4 separate regions of the Homo sapiens genome follow, and all the other regions are linked to region 3. A link is a contact called in ENCODE Hi-C or POLR2A ChIA-PET data. All regions are on one chromosome and are shown on one strand. The core of a region is the stretch at or near the end of the contact, and the rest is flanking DNA. Distances in the headings are between cores, read along the strand shown.

The links. A loop is a pair of places that touch in the nucleus more often than their neighbours do. ChIA-PET counts read pairs that join two places held with the same protein, here RNA polymerase II (POLR2A). Pooled maps may share reads with other maps.
Region 1: a map with no recorded cell type shows a loop between it and region 3 (10-fold over the local background). The contact joins the promoter of CALM1 here to the promoter of PAPOLA in region 3. A Hi-C loop is called at or near these places in 2 of 37 single-sample maps with no recorded cell type and 8 of 50 pooled maps. POLR2A ChIA-PET finds 5 or more read pairs at or near these places in 1 of 52 experiments (OCI-LY7).
Region 2: a loop to region 3 is called in a pooled map, with 10 times the contacts of the local background. The contact joins the promoter of EIF5-DT here to the promoter of PAPOLA in region 3. A Hi-C loop is called at or near these places in 5 of 50 pooled maps. POLR2A ChIA-PET finds 5 or more read pairs at or near these places in 2 of 52 experiments (GM12878 and activated T-cell).
Region 4: a map with no recorded cell type shows a loop between it and region 3 (9-fold over the local background). The contact joins the promoter of GPR68 here to the promoter of PAPOLA in region 3. A Hi-C loop is called at or near these places in 2 of 37 single-sample maps with no recorded cell type and 2 of 50 pooled maps.

The regions. Positions count from the first base shown.
Region 1 is chr14:90,395,733-90,398,432 of GRCh38, reverse strand. CALM1 (calmodulin 1) reads right to left here and starts at 1,404. Exons shown (of 6, transcript NM_006888.6): 1 at 1,200-1,404. The coding sequence starts at 1,202. RefSeq lists silencers at 33-102, 143-212, 293-842, 853-1,012, 1,293-1,712 and enhancers at 1,143-1,192, 1,314-1,608.
Region 2 is chr14:103,333,363-103,336,062 of GRCh38, reverse strand. It overlaps EIF5-DT (EIF5 divergent transcript), which reads left to right and starts at 1,403. Exons shown (of 1, transcript NR_158216.2): 1 at 1,403-2,700. EIF5 (eukaryotic translation initiation factor 5) reads right to left here and starts at 1,826. Exons shown (of 12, transcript NM_001969.5): 1 at 1,803-1,826; 2 at 1,466-1,674; 3 at 131-410; 4 at 1-27. The coding sequence starts at 202. RefSeq lists silencers at 971-1,210, 1,321-1,370, 1,511-1,930 and an enhancer at 2,251-2,370.
Region 3 is chr14:96,501,039-96,503,763 of GRCh38, reverse strand. It overlaps PAPOLA (poly(A) polymerase alpha), which reads right to left and starts at 1,382. Exons shown (of 22, transcript NM_032632.5): 1 at 1,164-1,382. The coding sequence starts at 1,171. PAPOLA-DT (PAPOLA divergent transcript) reads left to right here and starts at 1,438. Exons shown (of 1, transcript NR_122121.1): 1 at 1,438-2,116. RefSeq lists silencers at 1,069-1,188, 1,627-1,970 and enhancers at 890-1,485, 1,309-1,568, 1,486-2,080, 2,081-2,677.
Region 4 is chr14:91,243,329-91,246,028 of GRCh38, reverse strand. GPR68 (G protein-coupled receptor 68) reads left to right here and starts at 1,325. Exons shown (of 2, transcript NM_001177676.2): 1 at 1,325-1,732. RefSeq lists enhancers at 1,558-1,607, 1,127-1,628, 2,688-2,700.

The DNA of each region.
Region 1 (2,700 bases), core at 155-2,654, 6.1 Mb after region 3:
GTGGAGGGCATCTCTCTGCGGACTGGAAGTGGCGCGGGGCGAGGGACCGGGCAGGGCGCGTGCCCGGGGGCAGGCGTGGGGGGGAAGGCGGCCCCCGAGCGGGCGTCTGGACGCCGCCCCTCCTCGGCCAGGAGGGTCACCACCCCCGGCCCCCGCGCACCAGGGCTGAGGCCAAGGCCACCCGCACCTCCCACCCGCTTCTGCTCCCCCAGGCGACGAGCCCGCGGCGCCGCCGCCTCCTCCCGGAGCAGAAACTTTGCGTCTCTAATGGAAACCAAGCCGCGCGCCAGTTCCCTCCTCCCCCGCCGCCCCCCCCCCCCGCCCCAATTAGCGCGAGCCCAGCGCCTCCCGCGGGAAGTGCCTCCTGGTGCACCGAGGCTCACGCCCGCCCGCACTGCTGCACTGGGTGGGGGGCCGCAGGGTGCGAAAGCGGCAGGAACAAGCCACGGCCACACCGCAGGGCCCCGCCCGGGCGCAGGGCGGCCCGGCCGCCGCTTCCGCCCTCTCCGCCCCCAACCCCTCGCCTTCCTGCCCCCAACCCCACCCTTCCCCGGCTCCTTCCTTCCCAGCCCACGCCCGCGCCGCGCCCCCCGGGAAGAAGGAGGGGAGAGCGACCGAGGGAGGGCGCCCAGCAGGGCCGGCCAAAGTGGGGAGGTGGCGGGCGCTGACTGCGCCCCTCAACACCCGGCCGGAACAATGTGCGCCACCGGCCAGCTCCAGCCCATTCATTCTCCACTGCCCGCCCGACCTGCCACCTTCGCGCCGGCGGAGAAGCGGGGTGGGGAGGGGCGGGCCGGGGGGGGGGGTCTAGTGCCCGGCCCCGCCCGGCTCCCAGGCCGAAACGCTGCGCTGCAGGCAGCCCGGGTGCGGCGCTAGTGGATGCAGTGGGTGCGGGGCTGGGCGGGGGGCAGGGGGATTGGATGCAGAAACCCCCGCTGCAGTTGCGGCCGGAGCCCCTGCCCGTGGACGGCCTACGACCAAGTCCAGCTCCAAGGGGAACCAATAAATGAAGCTCCCTGGCAGAGGTCGCCGAGATGCAAATCCAAAATGCAACCTCCTTTAAGCGCAGCTGCTGCGTAACACTCAGAAAAGAAAAACCTCCAAGAACCAAAAACAAACAAAAAACAAACAAAACAACTAGAAATCTGGGAAGAAATCTCGGGCAGCTGCTACGCCGGCATTTGCCACTCCCGACCTACCATGGTGCGAGCGAAGGGAGGAAGAGCAGAGGGAGCGAGGGTGGCTGCACCAGCGCGGGGGCTGCGACGGCGGGGGTACCTCCGATGCCGCTGCTGCTGCTGCTGCTGCTAAGGCGCGCTGTGCGCTATGCCGCCGCCGCCGCCTGCGCCGCCGCCTGACTACGAGTAACGGCACGGCGTCCACGACACTCCCAGCACCACTGCCGGAGCGCGAGTCTGCGCCCCGCGATATATATATGGTGCGCCGTATCCCTCCGCCGCGGCGGAGCCGCCTCGCGCAGAGCGGCGCTGCGGCAGCCGGGCCTTGCCCGCCTGGTCCCGCCCCCGGGTTCGCCAGGCCTCCCGCCGCCCCCTGCGCGCCAGTCGCGGCGGCCCTACGCTGGGTCGGGGAAGCGTTCTAGGCTGGGCGCGCGGTCTCGGGTCAGGTGTGGCGGGGAGTCCTCAGGAGACGCCCACCCTGGGCGGGGGCGAAGACAGAGCGCCTGCTTAGTCCAACCTGGGGGCGGCCCAGAGCTTCGGAAGCCGTTCACTCCGCTACCTACCCCAGCCTCACCCCACCTGGGTGACCCTCCCACCTCAACATCTCCAACCGCTCCACTAGGGCTGCCGGCTCCCGCGTGCCCCTCGTCCTTGGGTCTGCAGCGGCCACTTCCAGTTTGGGGTGCTGCAGGAGGTCCTGAGAGTAGGGGGTCCGCGGGGAGGTGGAGGCAGATTGGCCACACTCCTTCAGCTGCCGAGGAGAGGGGTCTGCAGAGGACGAGGTAGTTGTCCTCCTGGAAGAAATTGGTCCTCTTCGGATTTTGGAGCAGTATCCGAGTCAAATTATTTATGCTCAGTTGCTAAATCTGTGTCATGCTGCGATGTTTAATCAGTCTTTAATGTTTTTACGTTTCCACTGAATATTTTTTAGGATGCCTGAATATTTCTCCCCTACTATTTTGTTCTTTTTCCTGGCGCCCGTCTTACTAAAATTAGTGTACCTGTGCAGCTTCTACAGACCTTAAACCCAGGCTTTAAATTTTTCGTAATTTTCCTGATCCTGAGAAGGGTCAGAGTCTTTATTCATAAATCCATAGAAACAAGGGAAAAAATAGATGCTTCAAATCCTCTGCATTACAAGTGGAACACACAGCCAATTGCCTCTCTTATGGAGCTAGATTGTATTTTAAACTACAGTTTTGATTATATTCCTTTTAAAAGACTATTTAAATCTTTAAATATACTAGTGTTTTCCATTTTTTATTATATTCCTTTTAAAATAATATTTAAATCTTTAAGTTTACTAGTGTTTTCCATTTTTCTGTAAAGTAGAGAAAGAACAATTTCAGCCAGTAATGTGAACCCCAGGACTTGTAAAAATCTAGACAAAATGCTGCAGTTTCTTTTCTTGCCAAGGCAGAACACAGAATTTGATCTTCTGTTTTACAGGGCCCGGGCAACAGTTGGAGGTTATCATTTGCTTACTGTTTCACAGAATATGGCAAAGTGTGTGATTAACATG
Region 2 (2,700 bases), core at 154-2,653, 6.8 Mb before region 3:
CTTGATTCCATTGCCTTTGCCCTCAACCTAAAGGAAATAAGAATTTTAGTTGTGCAGTTTCCCCTGACAAATGCAAACTTCAAAATTCTACAAAAAGAGCTATCAACTAAATTGAAGAGCAGTTTATTACCTTGGCAATCAGACGGGGCATCTTGTAGCGATAGAACTGGTCTGACACGCTGCGGTTGACATTGACAGACATTTTGGCTTATTAGTGGCTTTATCAATAAGATGAAGAGATCTTTGATTGCAACTTTTTGGTATCTTCTGTCTGGAGAAGAAGGGATGACATAAACGACTGCAAGAGTTCTCGGTCTCTGACATGAAAAAATTTTCGCCACTGAGGCTGTAAGCTTCTTGCTTGTATGCTATGTTTCCCCAATACAGGTACCAATGGCTGCGCAACAGCTCTGAAAGAAAAAGGGAAAGAACACACAAAAATCCCCCCAGGTTTAACATCATCGCTGGATGGAAACGCCTCCTTTTTACATCCTAGTTATGCTTCTGCTTAACTCCACCTTAAAAAGCATCTGAGATCACATGCAAACAGCCATTCTCATGTAACACAGTACAATCTGCGGGAACATAAAAAGGCCTCCATTTCGACTAAGCTGTGACTGGTAGGGAAATGCCTGACAAGAAAACACAAGCTGTGCTGCCTCAGCCGCCGTGAGATTCCATCAGACCGAGGGCAATCAGCAGGTTTGCCTCTGCGGCCATCCTGGAAGTGCTGAAGAACGAACCCGAGCCCTCTCCGCCGCCCACCCCGCCTGGATAAGCAAACTTCTCAGGCACACCCCCGTTCGTCTTCATTTTTAAGGGCAACCTAGGGAACTGTTCTCTACAACTAATCGTTGCTTCGGCAACCATGGCTTACTTCAAAGCAGCACTTCCTTAAACGCAGCGCTCGCCCACAATTTGCCATTAAGCAAGAGAGCGCGAGCGAACGCCAGGCTCGCCCCGGCCTCCCTTTTCCTCGCTATTCAAATACTCGGTTAACCTTCGCCCTGGTCCCCATGGCTACCGCGCTCCGAGGCGTTTCCGCGGGGGCTGGCGAACCGGGCAGCTCCGCGAAGGAGGGGGGCGCGCGACCGGGGCGTCTGGCCCCATCCCCAGCGCGTCCCCCGAGAGCCGGCGGCCCCGGAGGGTGCACAGCCGGGAAGCGACACACGGCCGAGGGGTGCCGGGATCGGGCCGCCCCCGCCCCAGAGCGCGCGATGACTCACAAATGCAGCAGCTGAAGCCTGAGTCAGCCCGAGCGGCGGGCACGCGCGACGCGCTCCCGCCATGCCGGGGAGGGGGCGAGGCCGGGCCGGGGAGCGCGCGGGGAGGGGGCGGCCGGCGCCCGGGCCCGCGCCCGCCCGCCGTCCGCCCAAACTGCGCCACACGCCGCGGCGGGGTCACGCGGCGGCCGCCGCCATCTTGTGCGGCCGCCATCTCCTGGCCCGCCGCGCCCGCGACTCACCGTTTTCGTCAAATAAAGACATAAACCCAACGCTGCTCGCCCGGGACTGGGATGAAGTGAGGCGCGATATAAACCCGAGTCCGAGTCCGAGGAGGCGGAGGCGAAGCGCAGCGAGGAGCGGCCGGGCCAGGTGCCGCCGCCGAGCAGCGGGGAGGGGCTGTCCCAGCGACGTCCGCGGTCCACACCCGTCAGCGCCGGAGCTGGGCGACCTGGCGCGGAGAGACGGCGCCGTGAGCCGTGGGCGGTCGGGGAGTGCACCTTCCCCGCCAGCCAGCGGCCCGAGGGGTCGAGGGGGCGGGAAGCACCGGGCAGGGGGCCGCCCCTTCACCGGACTCACCTCTGGAATGTTCTCGCTCTGACTGAACAACGCCGCCGCCGCGCTCAAGCTACCCTCGGCCCCAGCGTCCGCCCCCCGCGTCAGGCCTCACTGCCCATTGGCTGGAGGCCTGCCACAGCTCGCTCGTCATTGGTTCGCTTGCGACGTCAATCGCATCTTTCCGCGCCCCTTCTGCTTCCTGAGGCTCAACTCGCGGCCTCGGCCCGCCTCCAGCCCCGGTCTCGCTTCCTTCCTCTCCCCTCCCCCCGCCTTTCCCAGAGGTCTTCGCGGCGCAGCCCTTGGGTCTCGCGAGACCCGGAGTGGCCCTGGTGGCGGGGCCGGGGTACCGGGGGCCGTTCTTTGTCGGTTTGGGCCTTGAGGGGGAGATGGTGGTTGGTCCCCTCCCTCGCCGGGTCTGGGACAGGCCGCGGCGTCATGGCGACTCCCGGGACGCAGGAGCCATCGTCCTCGAAACTGCTTTCGAGGCCGTGTTTTTGCGGCTGCCACCTTCGGGGAGAGGAACCCGACCGCGTTCTCCCCGCAGCGGGCGCTCATCTCCCTTTCCCGTTCTCCCGGGACGCCCGACTCCGGGCCTCGAGGAATGAGTTGTTTTTCCACCTTAAGCCCCAGGCCTGGGTCTTTCATCCCAGGGACGTCTTCTGTTTCGGACTCGGGGTGGATTGGCCGCTGGCGGAACGAGTCCGTGACTCGCCAGTGACCGCCCAGGGCGGTCGCGAGGCCGCGCCGCCTCGGTGTCGGCCCGCAACCCAGCCTGCGCGCTTAGCTCAGCGCGTCGCCTCCCGTTTTCGGAAGAGGAGGCCCTTAATTGGTTTGGAATCCTGGGGCCTCCTGAAGGCGCTTCGTGGTGGGTTCCCACCTTCTGGTGAAGGCCTCCCTGCTCTCCCAGGGTTGAAAAGCG
Region 3 (2,725 bases), core at 133-2,632:
TTACTTACAAAAAAAAAATAGACCTGAGTTACTACATTCGATGTCTAGAAACCACAAAAATCTTTATCCTGAATTTAACCAAAACTTTGAGTGTCAATTACATGTTGCGTTTTGAGGCTACTAAGATGAAGAAAACTCGGTCCCTGGTCTCAAAGAGGCACTCTTACGCTTCAATATTCAAAAATGGAAGAAATGCAGTCTCACTATTTAGGCCTCTACAATGCTGTATATTTGCAGGAAAAAAAAAATCCGTAATCTACTGGCAATGAGCTGCCAAATTATATCTCATTATCAGAAAGGGGGAGGGGAGAAAAAAACTTTTTAAAAACCCACCAAGAAAAGAAAAAGGCGCAGTGGCATTAGAAAGCATAAAGAGACTAGCTTCAAGCCTTACAACCAGGAAAAAAAAAGTATCACCAGAGATAGAGAAAGAAGGAAACAGAATGAAACCTGGTTACCCCATCAAAACAAAACAGGGAAAGCAATACATAAGTCGTTTTGGAGGAGGGCACCCTGTGAAGTGCCCCCTTCTCCGACCGCCTGTGAATGCTAGGGAGGCGGAGGTGGAGGCAGGCGGACTCAACGCTCAAAGCTGGGCTTTTAACTCGTGCTCCTACATTCAGACAAGGTCAGTGGAAAGGGGCTAACTCCGGCGCACAAGACAGGCATCTGGAAATGGGAGGAAGAGAGTGAGCAAACTGAGACAGACCAGGAACAGAAAAGCAACATCGAATGGGCCCGAGGGGCGCCGAGAGCGAGCCCGAACCCCAAGTGCTGATCCCGCGTGCAGCAGGGTCGTGGTTCCCCACCACCAGGCAATGTTTTGTTTTCGGGTTGTTTTGATTTTCTTTGTGGACGGGGCGGAGAAGCTGGAGTGGCCGGGCGAGTTAGAGGTTCCGCCAGCAATTCCGGAAGGGGAAGGCCCCCGGCCCGACGGCAGCTGACCCAGCCAGGAAGGGTCGGGGGACGCGGGAACCCAGCACACGGGGGGAAGTGCGGCGGCGAGCGAGCGAGGAAACAGGAAGGTCCCCAGTCCTGCCTGCCTCCTACCAGCGGGGAGGGTCGGGCTCGCGTGCCACCCTCTCCGCCTACCTCTTCCCCTTCCCGGACGCCCCCCAAGGCCCAGCCGGCGAGCGAAAGAAAACAGAATACAAATTACTTACAACGGCATCGTCTCCGGCGCCGGCACCGCCCAGTCACTTCCCCCCCGCAACCGCCGCCGCTGCCGCCCTGGGCATGATCCACTGAGGCGGGAGGGAGGGGGGGGCCTGCCTCAGCCCTGGGTCCAACCCCTCTCCCGCACCGCTCCCGCCGCTTTAAGCGCTTCTCCTCCTTCCCCTTCGTCCTAACATGGCGCCCGAGCGCTACCACAGCAACGTTCTAGAACTGCTGACGCCACCACGCACGCCGTGCGTGCGCCTGCGCACCAGCGCCGTCCGCCGCGAAGCCTCACGGGAAGCGGAGTTCCTAAGGCCGCCTGCGGCCCGGCAATTACCCCCTGGGTCCTCTCACACTTAGCAGTGGGTGTCAGATGGTGGAAGGGAACGCTCAGGGAGGCCCCGGGCGGTGAGTTGTCCCTCGGGCGGGGACGCCCTCGTGGGCAGTGCGGCGTGGACGGCGCAAGGAAGAACCCGGAGAGATCCCAAGCCACGAGGCACCGCTTCCGGCGCATTGTGAGGTCCCACCTTTCCCGCCGCCTGAGGTCGCGGCGGCTGCTCTTTCCCGGAGCAGCGTCCCTGGAGGCGCTGCCAGGGGGTGAGGCACCCACGCGTGCACCGTATGTACCCCCCAGCGCGGCGCTTAGAACGACTCGCATGAGTCGCTGCCTTGGGTTGGAACCGGTTACTCCGCCGCTTCGTACTGGACTGCAAAGTAACAAGTACTTCGCCGGGCAGCGGTGCCGACCCCGTGTGCTACGGCGAGAGGTGCTTAGCCTAGAGCCGACGAAAACATGTCCCCAGGACTCCCTTTCCCTCCCAGACTGCGTCCCACCAGATGGAGCTTTCCGTCTGTTTTAACCACCAGTGTATTCCTGATGCCTGACCCAGGCGCTGAAATATTTGTTGAACGAATAAATGTGTAGGTTAGGACTGACGACAGTCCGCGAATTCTGGAACACGGGCTGATTTTACTTTTGAACAAATGATGCACTGGAACTTCCTGACAGAGCTGACCTTTTATAGGAACATCAATGGCAGTCACCGCTGGCATTTTAGCAAAGGTTGTCTTGGTCATAATTTCCCCTTGACTGTGTTTCCAGCCCTTAATCTATATCGGGTGGGACCTGGAAGTCTACCTTCTCGCCACCCCTCGGCAAAAGTTTGAGAAAGTGTTTGAGGCAGAGCCTCCTCTCTCATATGCCCTCCATCTGCGAATTAGAACGAATTATAAGTTCTACGGTGTCACATAGGGGGTTAGCGGAGAGGAAGAGGGAAAGAATCAAATACAGGACGCTGCCTTAACCAAAGTTCTAAACTCTAAATGTAATAATGTGCATTTGTGAGTCCTCAGGAAGTTTCACAAAGGCTTTCCCTTTTTTCACAGAATGTCTAGTAGGACTGGTGACTCCGAATGGGAAAAACACAGGACCTAGACCTGCCCTGTCCATTAGTGTAGCCCCTTGGCCACTTAGGGCCACTGAGCACTTGAAATGAGGCTAGTTCGTTTAGGAGGCACTGGAAGTGCAAAATACGCACGGGTGTCAGTTCGACGAATGTGAAATACC
Region 4 (2,700 bases), core at 76-2,575, 5.3 Mb after region 3:
CCGCAACCTCTGCCTCCCAGGTTCAAGTGATTCTCCTGCCTCAGCTTCCCGAGTAGCTAGGATTACAGGCATGCGCCACCACCCCCAGCAAATTTTTGTATTTTTAATAGAGATGGGGTTTCACCATGTTGACCAGGCCGGTCTCCAACTCCTGACCTCAGGTGATCCACCCGCCTCGGCTTCCCAAAGTGCTAGGATTCCAGGCGTGAGCCACCGCACCTGGCCGGAAATAGTTTTTAAAAGGCCTGCTATGTGGTAGCATTTGCTTGGAGGGCCCAGGCCCCACTGAAGGGGATTTCCTTAGACCCCCTACCAACAGAGTGAGGGCAGTGGAGCCAAGGCTCTTGGCATGAATAAGATGGGCATCAGTGTTTTAAACTGTGTTGGTCCCCAGAGCAGGGACCAAGCACAGGGCTCTGGCCACTTCCAGCAGGAAGGACTCGCACCCCCAGTGGCCCCATGCACCGTATCTGTTGGCTTCCTGGCTCTGGCAACGTAGCTTATAATCAGCTTCCAAGGAGTCTGCCTTGGAGGGAGGTGGTTACGCCAAAATGCTGGGCCTTTCCATCCTCCGTGTTATGTGTGTGAGGGAGGGAGTTTAGTAAGTGCTCCTGAGAGCCAGAAGGGCCCCCGGGGCCAGAGCCCTGGGCTTGATTCCTTCTCTGGGGACCGACACAGTTGAAAACATTGATGCCCGCCCTATCCTTACTGATGCCCAGAGCCTTAGCTCCACTGCCTTCGCTCTGCTGCTCTGCCAAACAGGATCCTACCTGCTTCACCACATCCGTGGCTGCCCACCTTCACTGCACTTTAGAACAGTCCAGGGAGCTTTAGAGCCACTGATGCTGGCACGTCACTTCCAGGAAACATGATTTAACCAGCCCCGGGTGGGGCCCGGGCATTGGTATTTTTTTTGTAGGCTCCCAGGTATGTTCTCATGCACATGGCCAGGGTTGAGCCCCAGTGACCCAGATGTTGGCGGCTTCCCCCACCCTTGCCTGGATCCCGGTATCCTGTAGGTGCTGAAAGGTGGCTAGAATTAGCCCACCCCCTCCTCCTGTATCCCCCCACCACAGTCCTGAGGGCACCTGCCCCTAGCTCAGGCTTTCACATTCCCAGCGAGGCTGCTCACTGACTCTGGGTTGCATGGAGAGCAGAGGAAGATGCGTGGAGAGAGCCATTCCGCCGCCCTCAGCCTCTGGCTGGCGAGTGGTTCCTCGGCAACCGCCCAGCCTGACACCAGATTGGAGTTCACATGATTCTGCCTCAGCTCGGGAATGGGCAGCCTCCAGCTGGGGATTTTCTAGCCGGAGCTGGGAGGTTCAGGCTGCGGGAAGTCGCTGGAGGGAGAGCTGGGATCGTGGCTGCAAGGGTGCCCAGGCTCCTGCAGAGCCTCTGCAGGAAGCCCAGCTGTTTGAGGTTTGAAGGCAGAGCCTAGCTGGGGCAGGCAGAGTCAGAGAGGACTCGTTTCAGAGTCCCCCCTCAGAGGACTCCCTCCATCCTGATTTCAGCAGCTGCCTGCTCCTCACCTGGTTGCAGAGACCACACTGCCTTCCTGGGGCCCTGAGGCTCTAGGAGAAGCTGGAAAGCACAGGTGGGGGTCCATCCAGCTGTTTCCAAACTGCGGGTTGTGACCCATTCATGGGTCAGTAAATCAACTTCATAGCTCATGACCTGCATTTAAAAAATTGAAATAGAATAGAAATGATCAGAGTGCGTGGCAAGAAGTAGGGTAAGTATTGCTTTGGGGAAGTTTGTTGCTTTGTACAGATGTGTGTGTGTGTGTGTGTGTGTGTGTGTGTGTGTGTGTCTGTGTTCTGGGTCGCGATGTCAGGTGTATTTCTTGCTATTGCTTGTGATCCAAAAAGCTCAAAGGCAGCAAGTTGGTGCCTAGACACGTGGGTTCTGGATTCAGATCCACCCCAACTGACTGTGTGAGTTTGAGCCTCCCTGCATTAGCCTCTCTGGGCTTCAGGTTCTGAGAAATGGCTTAGCAATGCCAGCCCACCTGACTCACAGGGACTTCGTGGGCCCAGATGGGACTGACCTTTGAAACAGTGACAAGGGTTCTAGAAGTGAGATGCTATGGTCCACGTTGTTGCTGGAGTGAGGCGATCTGGGGGGAAAATGGGGACTAAGGAAAAATGCATCCTGATGTTTCCCCTCTCCTCAGAGGGAAAAATAAAGCACTTTCAGAAAATGAAACAGCCTTGCTTAAAGCATGCAGAGGTTTGGCCAACTGAAGGAAAAGGAAGCTGGGCCCTGGGGAAACTCCCCAGCTCTTGTGGGTTTGGGGTTCCGTGAGCAGCCCTGGCACCATGAGTAACTGTCTGTGTGCGTGCCGGTGTGTGCTGCACGAAAGGGGGGGCGAGTTAGATCACTATTTATGTGCCAGCTGGAATCCAGCATTTAGGCACCTCCGCCTTCTGACTTGGGACATGCAAGAGACTCCTAGCTTAGTCAGAGAGGCCTTTCCTTCCTGTTGGGAGCTTAATTTCTCTTGGTCATTAAAGTCCTCAGAGACCTCTATGCTGATTTGCATTTGCTAAAGATTTGCTTTCAGGCGTTGAGTCACTCTATAGTTTTTCTCAATTTTTTAGCTGGGTAATAAAGTGTTATTTTGATTCTTTTCTCCAATGCCTTCCCAAACTACGGACTGGCCACGTGGCTGGTTTTCCTCAGTGGGCGTTGAAAACATGG